Regions from separate parts of the Homo sapiens genome. Here regions 2 and 3 are each linked to region 1. A link is a loop called in an ENCODE intact Hi-C map of the cell type or tissue named here. Cell type or tissue: A673. All regions are shown on one strand. Each heading gives the region's core, and the rest is flanking DNA. Links, peaks and the distances in the headings are about the cores only.

Region 1 (4,516 bases), core at 411-2,910:
TTTTATTAACATTTACCATGTCAACAGTAGTCTAGGAATTAACTCCAATGATACAATTGTTATTTGTTGGCCTGGAACCAGTATATGATTCTGAAGATTAGCTGGTATAGGAGGTAAGGAAAATGAAAAAGGCTTACAGCCTGGGGCCTGTGATGCTTAGTAGAAATGGTCCAAGATTAGAATCAAATAAACCTGGATTTTGGTCCCAATTTTACCACCTAGTGGCTGGATCATTTTACCTCTTTACGCCTCAATTTTCTCATCTGTAAAATGGGTATTTTTTCACATTACAATAGTGCTGTTATGGAGAAAGTGACAACGTACATGACATGCTAGGAAAATACTTCCATAATCTAAAATAAAATCCACCTTAATATACCTCCAGTGCATTGGTCCTCATGTCTTCCAGAACAGCACAAAGCAATCCAGAACTCACTTCTAAATTACAGCCATCCAGAAATCTAAAAACATTTATGTAGCCTGCCCTCTCCCTCAGCTCTCTCGTCCAGGGTAAATATCCCCAAGCACTTCCATCCCTCACGGAACTGCACTGCCCTTCTCCACCATGATTGGCCTTCTGTGGCTTTACCCCAGGTTGCCAGCATCCTTTCAGGGTGTATGGCTAGACCACAGTACAGTGAATGCTTTCAGTCCCTGGTTGTGGACACTGTACCTCTTCTAAATTAGACTAAGGTTGATTCCTTGCTGTTTTTGTTGTTGCTGTCATTGCTATTGTTGTGAACTTTGTGAACTGATATGAAATTAATCATATCACCAAAAACCCTCGAATTTTTCTCACATTTGCTGCTCCCTAACAATCTCTATTTCAGATTTTTGCATTTAGATTGTTGTGGTTTGGGTTGGGTGGTATATGATTAAGCCATGCCTAAATTTCCCCTTTAAATTCACATCTTTCTAAAATCCTTCAGGACTCCTGGTATTAGAAATTTCACATTTCAAAATGAAAATAGCTTCAGTTAACAATTGTTCACATTGTATTTGATTTGCTATGGAAAATCAAAGTTTTTTGTGCCAGAAGAGATCTTAAAAGTAACCTAGCTTGACTCCATGAGGCTAAACTCACTCTAATCAAAAGAGCTGGGGCTGAAACTCAGGTCTTTGAACTCCCAAATGCAGTGTTCTTTCCACTACACAGAGGAGCCCTGACAAAGGGGAGAAGCTCACCATAAACCACTTAGGGTTATGAAAAACCATCTTTCAAGTTTAAACAGGAAAAGCCATTTTCAAAATATGACTCAATTTGTAGCATTTTTTTCTTACCCTTAAAAGCTACAAATAATTGTTTCTATTAATTAAAAAATTTAATAGGATACATCAGGACTATTCTCTTCATGGAAAAAAAAAAAAAAACTTTAAAAAGTCAAATGATATCCATATCTAAAACATGGCCCCAGTAAGAGCATGTTGCAGGTGTTGAGCAGGAAATATACATACGATTAAATCAGCTCAGCCACAGGATGGCGCTGCAGCCTCATTTATATCAGCTTACACCATTTAAAGAAAATGACAAGCAATTTCAAAGTTAGGACTTAAAGTTTGTGTAATGGTACGTGAAATAATTTGACAGTAACTGTTCAAGCCACATACGTTGTCAAACCATTTCAGTTTCATAGTAAAATGAAACAGAAATCAATCGTTTCTTAGAATGAACAGATTCTAGATGTATTCTTTAATGTTTGCTGAGTACTATACTACAGTTTTAAATGCCACCAAAGAAGCTAAATTATTCCATAAACAAAAGCAAAATGGTCATATGTCTTCAGGGAAAGAGGTTTCAGAAGTCCGACCGCCCTCTATTCCCTAAGCTTATGCTGGTGACCTGCTGCAGCACTAAATTAGGTGTTTCTCACCTACGGAAGAGCCCCTGGTTAGTTTTGGTTTTCAGGATGTCTTTAGGAAGATAGGGTTATATCAGAAAATATCAACCCCTTCCCTGCAGCTTCTCCATTTGAGTATGTAAACCAAAATAGAATGGGTCATGACGGGATTCTATTTAGTCAACAGACATGCATTATTCTAATGGTACAGAGTGACACTGCCCCTGGTCTCAGCACATCTCTGACTAGATGTGTGACCCTAAGCAAAGTAACTTTTCCCAGCCTCAGCTTCCTTATCTATTATATAAGATAGAGGTAATGGCCGGACGCAGTGGCTCACACCTGTAATCCCAGCACTTTGGGAGGCCGAGGCGGGTGGATCACGAGGTCAGGAGATCAAGACCATCCTGGCTAACAAGGTGAAACCCTGTCTCTACTAAAAATACAAAAAATTAGCCAGGCATTGGGGCGGGTGCCTGTAGTCCCAGCTACTCAGGAGGCTGAGGCAGAAGAATGGCGTGAACCCGGGAGGTGGAGCTTGCAGTGAGCCAAGACCGCGCCACTGCACTCCAGCCTGGGCGACAGAGCGAGACTCCATATCAAAAAAAAAAAAAAAAAAAAACATAGAGGTAATGACAGCACCTTTCTCAAAGTGGTGGTGTGAAGATTAAATGAGATGACAAATGAAAGTGCTTACAAGCATACTTGATGACGGTAGGCATTCATTCAATCAATGTTAATGATGATGATGCTAGTGCCCACCTCATAAGCCTTTCACAGGACCTAGCACATGGTATAGATTCAATAATAACAAAAGCTAGCCATCATGCCTAGATCCTATAAAAACGGGAGTTTAGACAGCATGAGGAGCCCAGGTCTATTTCTCCTTCCGTCTTAGGCTATAACATACTTGAACTCTGAAGTCACTACAGTATTCAAAGCCCTCAGACCCAGGACATCTCACACACGGTGGGACCTCCAAAGACTTGTCTCCATTAAATGGACCCATCAAATCCATTTTTAGCCTCAGCTCAGGAATCAATTTACCAACTGGAGGTTTGGGAATTACTGGTGAAAATTATTAATTTCCTTGAAACAGAAAGAATGTCATTCAGATCTTCAGGTGCCAAATGTACAACCACCCACCCCTCCCCCAAAATTATTGCATCCCTCACCTCCCATCCCCATCCCACAAGACTGGCACCACAGAACTATACTCATTTTGGGCCAGGCACCGTGGCTCACGCCTGTAATCCCAGCATTTTGGAAGGCTTGAGGCGGGAAGATCACTGGAGGTCAGGAGTTCGAGACCAGCCTAGCCAATATGATGAAACCCCATCTCTACTAAAAATACAAAAAATTAGCCTGGCATGGTGGTGGGTGCCTGTAATCCCAGCTACTCAGGGGGCTGTGGCAGGAGAATCACTTGAACCCAGGAGGCAGAGCTTGCAGTGAGCTAAGACGGCGCCACTGCACCCAGCCTGGGCAACAGAGCAACACTCAGTCTCAAAAAAAAAAAAAAAAGAACTATACTCATTTTAGTGTCATTTTACAGGCGATTTAAGTTTTGAAATATAATGAACAAAAGAATAATTTTAGTGGCAAAATTTATGTACCCTGTGCTTTTATTAATTCATATAAAATATTATCGGTTCCCATGGTTTCCTTATGGTTGAAAAACTGAAGATTTATCTCCTAATAAGATTAGAATACCTATTTAATCAGCATGGCAAAATACTCAACTATCCTTATTTTATCAGAGACAAACTCAAGGTATATGAGGCAGAGAAGAAATGTCTTACAAAGGTTATGAATAAGAAATTATTTTAAGATGACTGTCACTTTAAAATTCTCTCAGTGTTAACAAGCACAAACACTAACAGTCAAATGTCGGCACAGACATTTCTGCCCTTCAAAGCTTTGGCAGCAAGCACTGCAGCAGACCAAACTATGATGGTCCTGTGAAGCCATGTTTGTTGTTGTTACACCAAGCGCAACCAGAGTATGCAAATTCTCTTTAGGAAATCATCTGGAACTGAATGTAGCATCATTGCAGTAGTCTGCGGGCCAAGTTTACATTAGGCCTGGGAGAGTCCCCCCTCAATTTAATTCACACTCAGAAAGCTGGCACAGAGCTTCTTCAAGTCACTGTCTGTCATAGAGTTTTTTAATTTGAGAAGCAAAACAGAGAGAGAACACATAATTAATGTTATCCATTGAGCATGCAAATTTCTTTACTTCCATTTTTATTTTTCAGATGTTGTCAACTTTTAAGATACTTGGCTATGCTTTGAGGAAATAAGAAAAAACATATCTCTCCTGAGTGTTAGAATATTCAGGGTAAGGTTCTGTATGGAATAAAGAATAAAGTAGTCATGTTTCAGATGCCAGCAACAACTCAAGCAGGGTCTCAACGGGAGTATATTCGCCCTTCTTGGCCTACATTCCAATAACTGGAAAACTAATACAGGGAATAAATATGTCTCCCGTGGACAAAAATGCTACCAACATTGTAGGGAAGTCAATAGAAGTGTCAGCAACTTCCTCAAGCTAACACTGAGCAGTGACTACTGGTAAGTAAGAATCTTATTATAAAATAAAGTCTCCTTGCCTTTGTCATGCAACTGGGTTAGAGTTTAAGTGTGCATTCACCCGATTAGCATGCAGGCCAGAAGTGG
Region 2 (3,579 bases), core at 1-2,500, 930 kb after region 1:
TGAGGCAGGAGAATGACTTGAATCCGGGAGGCAGAAATTGTGGAGAGCCAAGATCGCGCCATTGCACTCCAACATGGGCAGCAGGAGCAAAACTCCATCTCAAAAAAAAAAAAAAAAAAAAAAAAACACACACACAAACCTAAAAACTGATTCATAAATGTGACAGAAGTGAGAATGAAATTACTTTGTAATTCTTAATTCCTATGCTTTTCCCCAAGGATGGGTTAACACTGACTGAGCTTTGTAAGAAAGCAATTTCAACCATAATGAATCTCCACAGCATCGGCGGAAAGATATAGTTAACATAATGCTACCAAAAAAATAACTAAAGTAAAAGGACAAATGCAAATCCTTTATGGCTTTCTTCTCCTAAACCAGAAGAAATCCAGTGCAGCTTCAGTTCACTGTGACTCTAATCTCTCTCTCTCTTTTTTTCTTTTTATTTTTCTTTTCTGTTTTTGTTTTTTTGTTTTGAGATGGAGTTTCACTCTTGCTGCCCAGGCTGGAGTGCAGTGGCATGGTTTTGGCTCACCGCAACCTCTGCCTCCTGGGTTCAAGCGATTATCCTGCCTCTGCCTCCTGAGTAGCTGGGATTACAGGGATGTGCCACCATGCCTCGCTAATTTTTTGTGTTTTTAGTAGAGGATGGAGTTTCACCATGTTGACCAGGCTGGTCTCAAAATCCTGATCTCAGGTGATCCACCTGCCTCAGCCTCCCAAAGTGCTGGGATTACAGGCATGAGCCACCACGCCCGGCTCTAGCCTCATTGGATATTGAGTTCCCCTATTTATTTGAGAAAAGCATCCTAATTATTAATCTACAATTGCCTTATACTAAAGGCACAATATCAATCCCACCATAGCAGTGTTCCTAAAAGGTCAGCTCTAGCTAAGGAAGTCTGAGCCCTACAAGAGTTTTCAATGTTTGTCTTTTCCTTAGCAGTCAGACACTGGTTGTTTACATTTTAAATAGTTTTCACTAATTGTTTTTCATATTTTTAATGTAAATGGACACGTTTTGAAAATTAGTGAATACAGAAGGGATGCAGAATTAATAAATGCTTGCCTTTTTTCAGTTAACAGAGCAGAAGAGACCACTGCTGTGCTGAAAAGTATTATCCCAGAGCACCCCCTTATGGTAAAATGCACTAAGGAAGTAAATCCATGGGAAAAAAAAAATCACAAAGTGTTTCGATCTCAGGAGACAGATGCTGCTTTCCTACTCTTAAGAACGTTTCACCTTTTTTTTTTTTTTTAAAGAAACAGGGTCTCACTGTGTCACTCAGGCTGGAGTGCAGTGGTGTGATCATAACTCACTGCAGCCTCGAATTCCTGGACTCAAGGGATCCTCCTGCCTCAGCCTCCTAAGTAGCTGGAACTATAGGTGCATGCTACCGTACCTGGCTAACTTTTCTGGGGGGACGGGGGTAGAGATGGGGTGTTGTTGTCCAGGCTAGTCTTGAACTCCTGGTCTCAAGCAATCCTCCCACTTAGGCCTCCCAAATCACTGAGATTATAGGCATCAGCCACTGTACTTGGGCTGAACCCTATACTCTAGATCCATTCAGTCATGGCAAACCTAAACTAGCATAGTTGTTAAACTCCTGATGAGCTTAATTCCCAGATGGATTTCTTCTACCACCAGCTGGACTTGAAGTATTTTGTAAAGTGTAATTTTTCATTAAGCCATTCATACCCACTTAACTCCTCTTGGATGCCACTTCATAGCCAGCTCATGTTATGAACACTGTATGAACTGTTATTCACTAGTAACAGTAAGCTGTTATTCACTAAACAGGATCACTGATTTCTATTGTTAAGATCATCAGTGGCCATAGCTGTAAACATGGTTCTCTGGAGGATTTTTGCTGCAGCTGGAAAGACAAGAAATGAGATAATAATTCTGACCCAAGCAGGCAAACATCTATAATAATTTAGCACATCAGGAAATTCACACATAGCTTCTTTTTTCCTGTTACATTTTAACACATTGTTTAGACTTTTCAAGTGTTCTGTATGTCTTGAGAATAAATCTCCATGTTCTTGTCTTATTCAAAAAAGGCATCAAATTTAAGCATGCTTGGACAGTAACTAGTATGATAGAACTTGGTTTACTAGCATATTTAAATGCTAATAAAGATAATAATATTAGATATTGAGTTCCCCTATTTCTTTGAGAAAAGCATCCTAATTATTAATCTACAATCGCCTTATAGTGAAGGCACAGTATCAATCCCACCATAGCAGGGTTCCTAAAAGGTCGCCCTAGCTAAGGAAGTCTGAGCCTTACAGAGTTAAATGTGGTCTACATGTTAAATATGGGATCAACACCAGCAGTGGTGACTTGAAAAACTGTCTCACAGGTACAAGACTAAATATCAGGATACAGGGGGCCAGGGGAGGAGGGACTGCTATTAGACAAAAGACGCAAACCAAATATCCAAACCAGGCCAGGCGCAGTGGCTCATGTCTGTAATCCCAGCACTCTGGGAGGCCAAGGTGGGTGCACTCAAGGTCAGGAGTTCGATACCAGCCTGGCCAACGTGGCAAAAACCCCATCTCTACTAAAAATACAAAAATTAGCCGGGCATGGTGGCGCATGCCTGTAATCCCAGCTACTTGGGAGGCTGCGGTGGGAGAATTGTTTGAACCTGGGAGGCAGAGGTTGCAGTGCACCAAGATCATAACACTGCACTGCAGCCTGGGAAACAGAATGAGACTCCTTTCAAAAAAAAAAAAAAAAAAAGAGTTCCCCACTGTAAGAGTGAGCCAGTTGCTGCCAGGGTTTGGGTCCTCATGACCAGAGCTGGAGCACGGTATCTACCTCAAAGCATCTAGGAGTAAGAACATTCTGAAAGGTAAGTCCAAGTTCTTAAAGAGTTCTAAGAATTCATTTGGGGTAATCAAGATCAATGCAAGTCCAAATGGCAGGAAACATTATCTAGAGCAAGAAAAGGAACCAGGGTGGACACACCCTGGGCAATACATGTGAATGGATCTTGTCTTTTTTTCCTGGTTGTTGAGTTGGGTTGCATAAAAGGTACAGAGTTAGGGTGAGAGAGAAAAACAGAGACTAAAAGATTGAGAAACTTTCATTTCCTTATAATCTCCTTTCCCCACCTACATATACATAGACACAACTACTAAGCACAGTGCCTTGCACATAGAAGATACTCAATAAAGAGTTGTTAAATTTTATTTTATTTGTTTGAGACAGGGTCTCCCTCTGTCACCCAGGCTGGAGTGCAGTGGCGCCATCTTGGCTCACTGCAGCCTCTGCTCCTCAGGCTTAAGCCATCCTCCTAACTCAGCCTGCTGAGTAACTGGGGCCACAGGCAGGGGCCACCACACCCAGCTATTTTTTTGTATTTTTCGCAGAAGCAGGGTTTCGCCATGTTGCCCAGGCTGGTCTCCAGCTCCTGAGTTCAAGCAATCAGCCCACCTCGGCCTCCCAAAGTGCTAGGATTACAGGAGTGAGCCACTGTGTCCAGCCACATTTTTAAAAATAACTTAAAACAAAAATCAATGTCACTGGCCAGATGTGGTGGCTCACACCTATAATCCCAGCACTTTGTGGGG
Region 3 (3,579 bases), core at 1-2,500, 500 kb after region 1:
GGTTAAATTAAAGATTTTGCTGAACTGAGTAACTCCCTGAATATCTCAGCTAATATTTTTTAAAAATTGAATAACATGGAGTGTTTACAGTAGAATGGGTTATTTTAGGTTAAGATAATCAGTCTTACTATTAATCACACTGTTTTCTTTAGGTCATTGCACATGAAATATCTCATAGCTGGACAGGGAATCTAGTGACCAACAAAACTTGGGATCACTTTTGGTAAGATTTTTGTTATTATTTCTTTATTGGTTCATGTTGCTGATTTTTTTTTCCCTGCCTCCTACCACTCTGAATTGTTTTGTGTGTATCTCTTGTTTTTCTTTGTTATCATCTCTTAGGTAGGCAAGGATTTTTTTTTTTTTTGACATGGAGTCTCACTCTGTCACTCAGGCTAGAGTGCAGTGGTGCGATCTAGCTCACTGCAAGCTCTGCCTCCCAGGTTCAAGTGATTCTTCTGTCTCAGCCTCCCGAGTAGCTGGGATTACAGGCATGCGCCACCACGCCCAGCTAATTTTTTGTATTTTAGTAGAGATGGGGTTTCACCGTGTTGCCCAGGCTGGTCTCGAACTCCTGAGCTCAGGCAATCCACCCACCTTGGCCTCCCAAAGTGCTAGGATTACAGGTGTGAGCCACCATGCCCAGCTATTTTTTTTTTTTAATTGGAGACAAGGTCTCACTCTGTGGCCCAGGCTGTAGTGCAGTGGTGCAATCTCTGCTAACTGCAACTCCAGGGTTGCAATCCTCCCTCCTCAGCCTCCAAAGTGGCTGAGACTAAAGGCGCATGCCACTATGCCTGGCTAATTTTTGTATTTTTTATAGAGATGGGATTTCACCATGTCGCCCAGACTGGTCTCAAACTCCTGAGCTCAAGTGATCCGCCCACCTCGGCCTCCCAAAGTGCTGAGATTATAGGCATAAGCCGCCACGCCCAGCCAACAAGGATTTTTTTTTTTTTTTTTTTTTTGAGATGGAGTCTCACTCTGTCGCCCAGGCTGGTGTGCAGTAGTGTGATCTCTCTGCCTCTCAGTTCAAGCAATTCTTGTGCCTTAGCCTCCCGAGTATCTGGGACTACAGGTGCACGCCACCATGCTCAGCTCATTTTTGTATTTTTAGTAGAGACGGGGTTTCACCATGTTGGCCAGGCTGGTCTTGAACTCCTGACCTCAGATAATTCTCCCGCCTCGGCCTCCCAAAGTGCTAGGATTACAGGCGTGGGCCACCATGCCCGGCCAACAAGGATAGTTCTTAAAAATTCTGTAACACTTATTACAGCGTTAGGAGTGTTAGGTTCAGTCTAGGTGTTAAGTTTAATTCCTGATATACTCCCACTTTTAACATAGGGACATGCAAGAGCAGAAGCAGGGCTTAACTTTCCCTGCTGCCATCTGCTGGGCTGGGCTTCCCATTGCTCTGGATTGACTGCCTGGGAGCCAGAGTCGGCTTAGACTGTAGTGGTCATGCCTTACAACTGCTTTCCTCTGTAGAAAAGCCAAAAAGAAAATATCTTGATTGAAATGTCTTTTCTTCTCAGCTGTGTCCGTGTTTTTATTAAAATATTTTTTTTTCAGGTTAAATGAGGGACATACTGTGTACTTGGAACGCCACATTTGCGGACGATTGTTTGGTGAAAAGTTCAGACATTTTAATGCTCTGGGAGGATGGGGAGAACTACAGAATTCGGTAAAGGAGTCAAAGTTTTAAAAACCTTCATCCAAAGTTGTATAGGTGTTAAAAACTGAGTTTTTATAAAAGCGTCTTTACTGTGTAGCAACCAAAAAGTCATTTTTACAAGTGTGGAAAGTGAAGTCAATGCTGGTATAACACTGTGTTGATCCACACTGTTCACTGTTCTATGTAAGGTAGTTTTGATGACCTGGTCTAAATAGGGAGCTGTGGGACCTCACTGGGTCTTTGCTATTAATATAGCTGTTTACTATGTTTGCATCTTATTTGGTATGTCATTTTTAAGTGTTGTCTCCTGAAAGCCAAATTTGCTGACCAGGCATTAAATCATTTTTCTAGTCTTTTTATAAGAATAAAGCCTGTATTATTGAGCAAGAAACAACAGAGAATATTACTTAAGTAAGCATTCTATTAATAGACTTCCAGAAGTTTATGCCAACATATCCTAGTGTTCCAGTCTCCAAGTTTTAGATTCCCCTAAAGTTACACCACTGAGTGAAGTAATACCTCCTTATTAGCTTATTTGCGTGGTGATAGCAGTCTTTCTATATGTTTCTCCATGTTATTTCATGTCTTGCAGGTAAAGACATTTGGGGAGACACATCCTTTCACCAAACTTGTGGTTGATCTGACAGATATAGACCCTGATGTAGCTTATTCTTCAGTTCCCTATGAGAAGGGCTTTGCTTTACTTTTTTACCTTGAACAACTGCTTGGAGGACCAGGTAAGTAGTTGGTATTTTATGATTTTTTTTTTCTTTTTGAGGGTAATGTGAGAATTAGGAAGAATTGTAAACTATTGTTTTGTTCCATTTAATACTTCCAATTCATTCTGGATGTAGCTGCTGAAGAAATCTGTATTGTTTTCTGAGTTACCTCTCAACTTAAAACCATTAATAACCCCTAAGGTTTAAATTATGCTGCTTCATTTTTTAAAAAATCTCATCAGTTTTTGAAATTAGGATAATAGTGTGTATTCCCTGAAAACATTTCTATGGTACAGAAGTTTATAAGAGTAACAAGTGAGAGTCCATCAACCCCTTTCCACTCCCCAGGGGTAACCACTGTTAGCAGTTTGGTGTAAATGGCTCCAGATCATTTTCTAGGTGTAAATTAACAAGCAGACAAATAAATACATGTAATTATTTTAATTACAAAAAATGGGTCATGCTATATATTGGCTCTGCATTTGTGTTTTGTTTTGCTCGATATTTCACATACACCCTTCTGTGTCAGTACATATAAATCTGTTTCATACTTTTTAATGCCATCATACTAGTTCATGATAAAGCTATGCTGAGTTATGTACCCATCCCCCACTGATGGACATTGAGGTGTTCTCCTTGGTTGATTGACTTGGAAGGCTGTCTGTCACCTGGATCCATTCTGCCTGTCCAGTCTTATTTTTCTCCTTTCTAGTCATGTGAAGGTTATTGCTTTTAGAACTTGGGTTATGCATTCCTTTTCTGTGTCTTCATGTGTTATCCCCTTACCTATAATTAGAATTTCTCTTCTCCCTTCCACTGAATTACATATATTCTTCAAGGCCCAACTTAAGTCCCACCTCCTTTTTTGAACATTCTTTCACTCTGAAAGTCCTCGTAGATTTCCCTATTCTCTGAATGTTCTCTGTTCTCTGTGGTTAATAGTACAATGCCAAACACGCACACAAAATGTCAAATAATTACCTTTCTATGAATTGATTTCTTTTCTTTTTTACTCTTAGAGATTTTCCTAGGATTCTTAAAAGCTTATGTTGAGAAGTTTTCCTATAAGAGCATAACTACTGATGACTGGAAGGATTTCCTGTATTCCTATTTTAAAGATAAGGTTGGATTTAAAAACCTTTTCTATTTTTCATGCTCGATATATCTCTATTTATTGACTGATTA

The links. Peaks named below come from ENCODE experiments on the same cell type or tissue, not always from the same donor. Only the 100,000 strongest peaks of a DNase experiment are listed, where the experiment ranks them.
Region 2: it touches region 1 in a loop (4-fold over the local background); 2 of 110 quality-filtered maps call a loop at or near these places.
Region 3: a loop joins it to region 1, with 4 times the contacts of the local background. A loop is called at or near these places in 6 of 110 quality-filtered maps.

The regions. Positions count from the first base shown.
Region 1 is chr12:96,513,857-96,518,372 of GRCh38, reverse strand. All of the region lies in intron 5 of CFAP54 (cilia and flagella associated protein 54), which reads right to left. Among named protein-coding and RNA genes, the nearest start is that of CFAP54, 27 kb to the right of the region's middle. RefSeq lists a silencer at 1,542-1,651. In A673, for the core only: a CTCF peak has its summit at 1,451 (motif pointing right); a DNase peak (open chromatin) is centred at 1,512.
Region 2 is chr12:95,580,195-95,583,773 of GRCh38, reverse strand. No RefSeq gene overlaps it. Among named protein-coding and RNA genes, the nearest start is that of USP44, 31 kb to the right of the region's middle. In A673, for the core only: a CTCF peak has its summit at 1,130 (motif pointing left); a DNase peak (open chromatin) is centred at 1,133.
Region 3 is chr12:96,013,688-96,017,266 of GRCh38, reverse strand. It overlaps LTA4H (leukotriene A4 hydrolase), which reads left to right. Exons shown (of 19, transcript NM_000895.3): 10 at 153-223; 11 at 1,573-1,684; 12 at 2,268-2,412; 13 at 3,414-3,517. Among named protein-coding and RNA genes, the nearest start is that of HAL, 19 kb to the right of the region's middle. In A673, for the core only: a CTCF peak has its summit at 1,401 (motif pointing left); no DNase peak of the experiment used is centred there.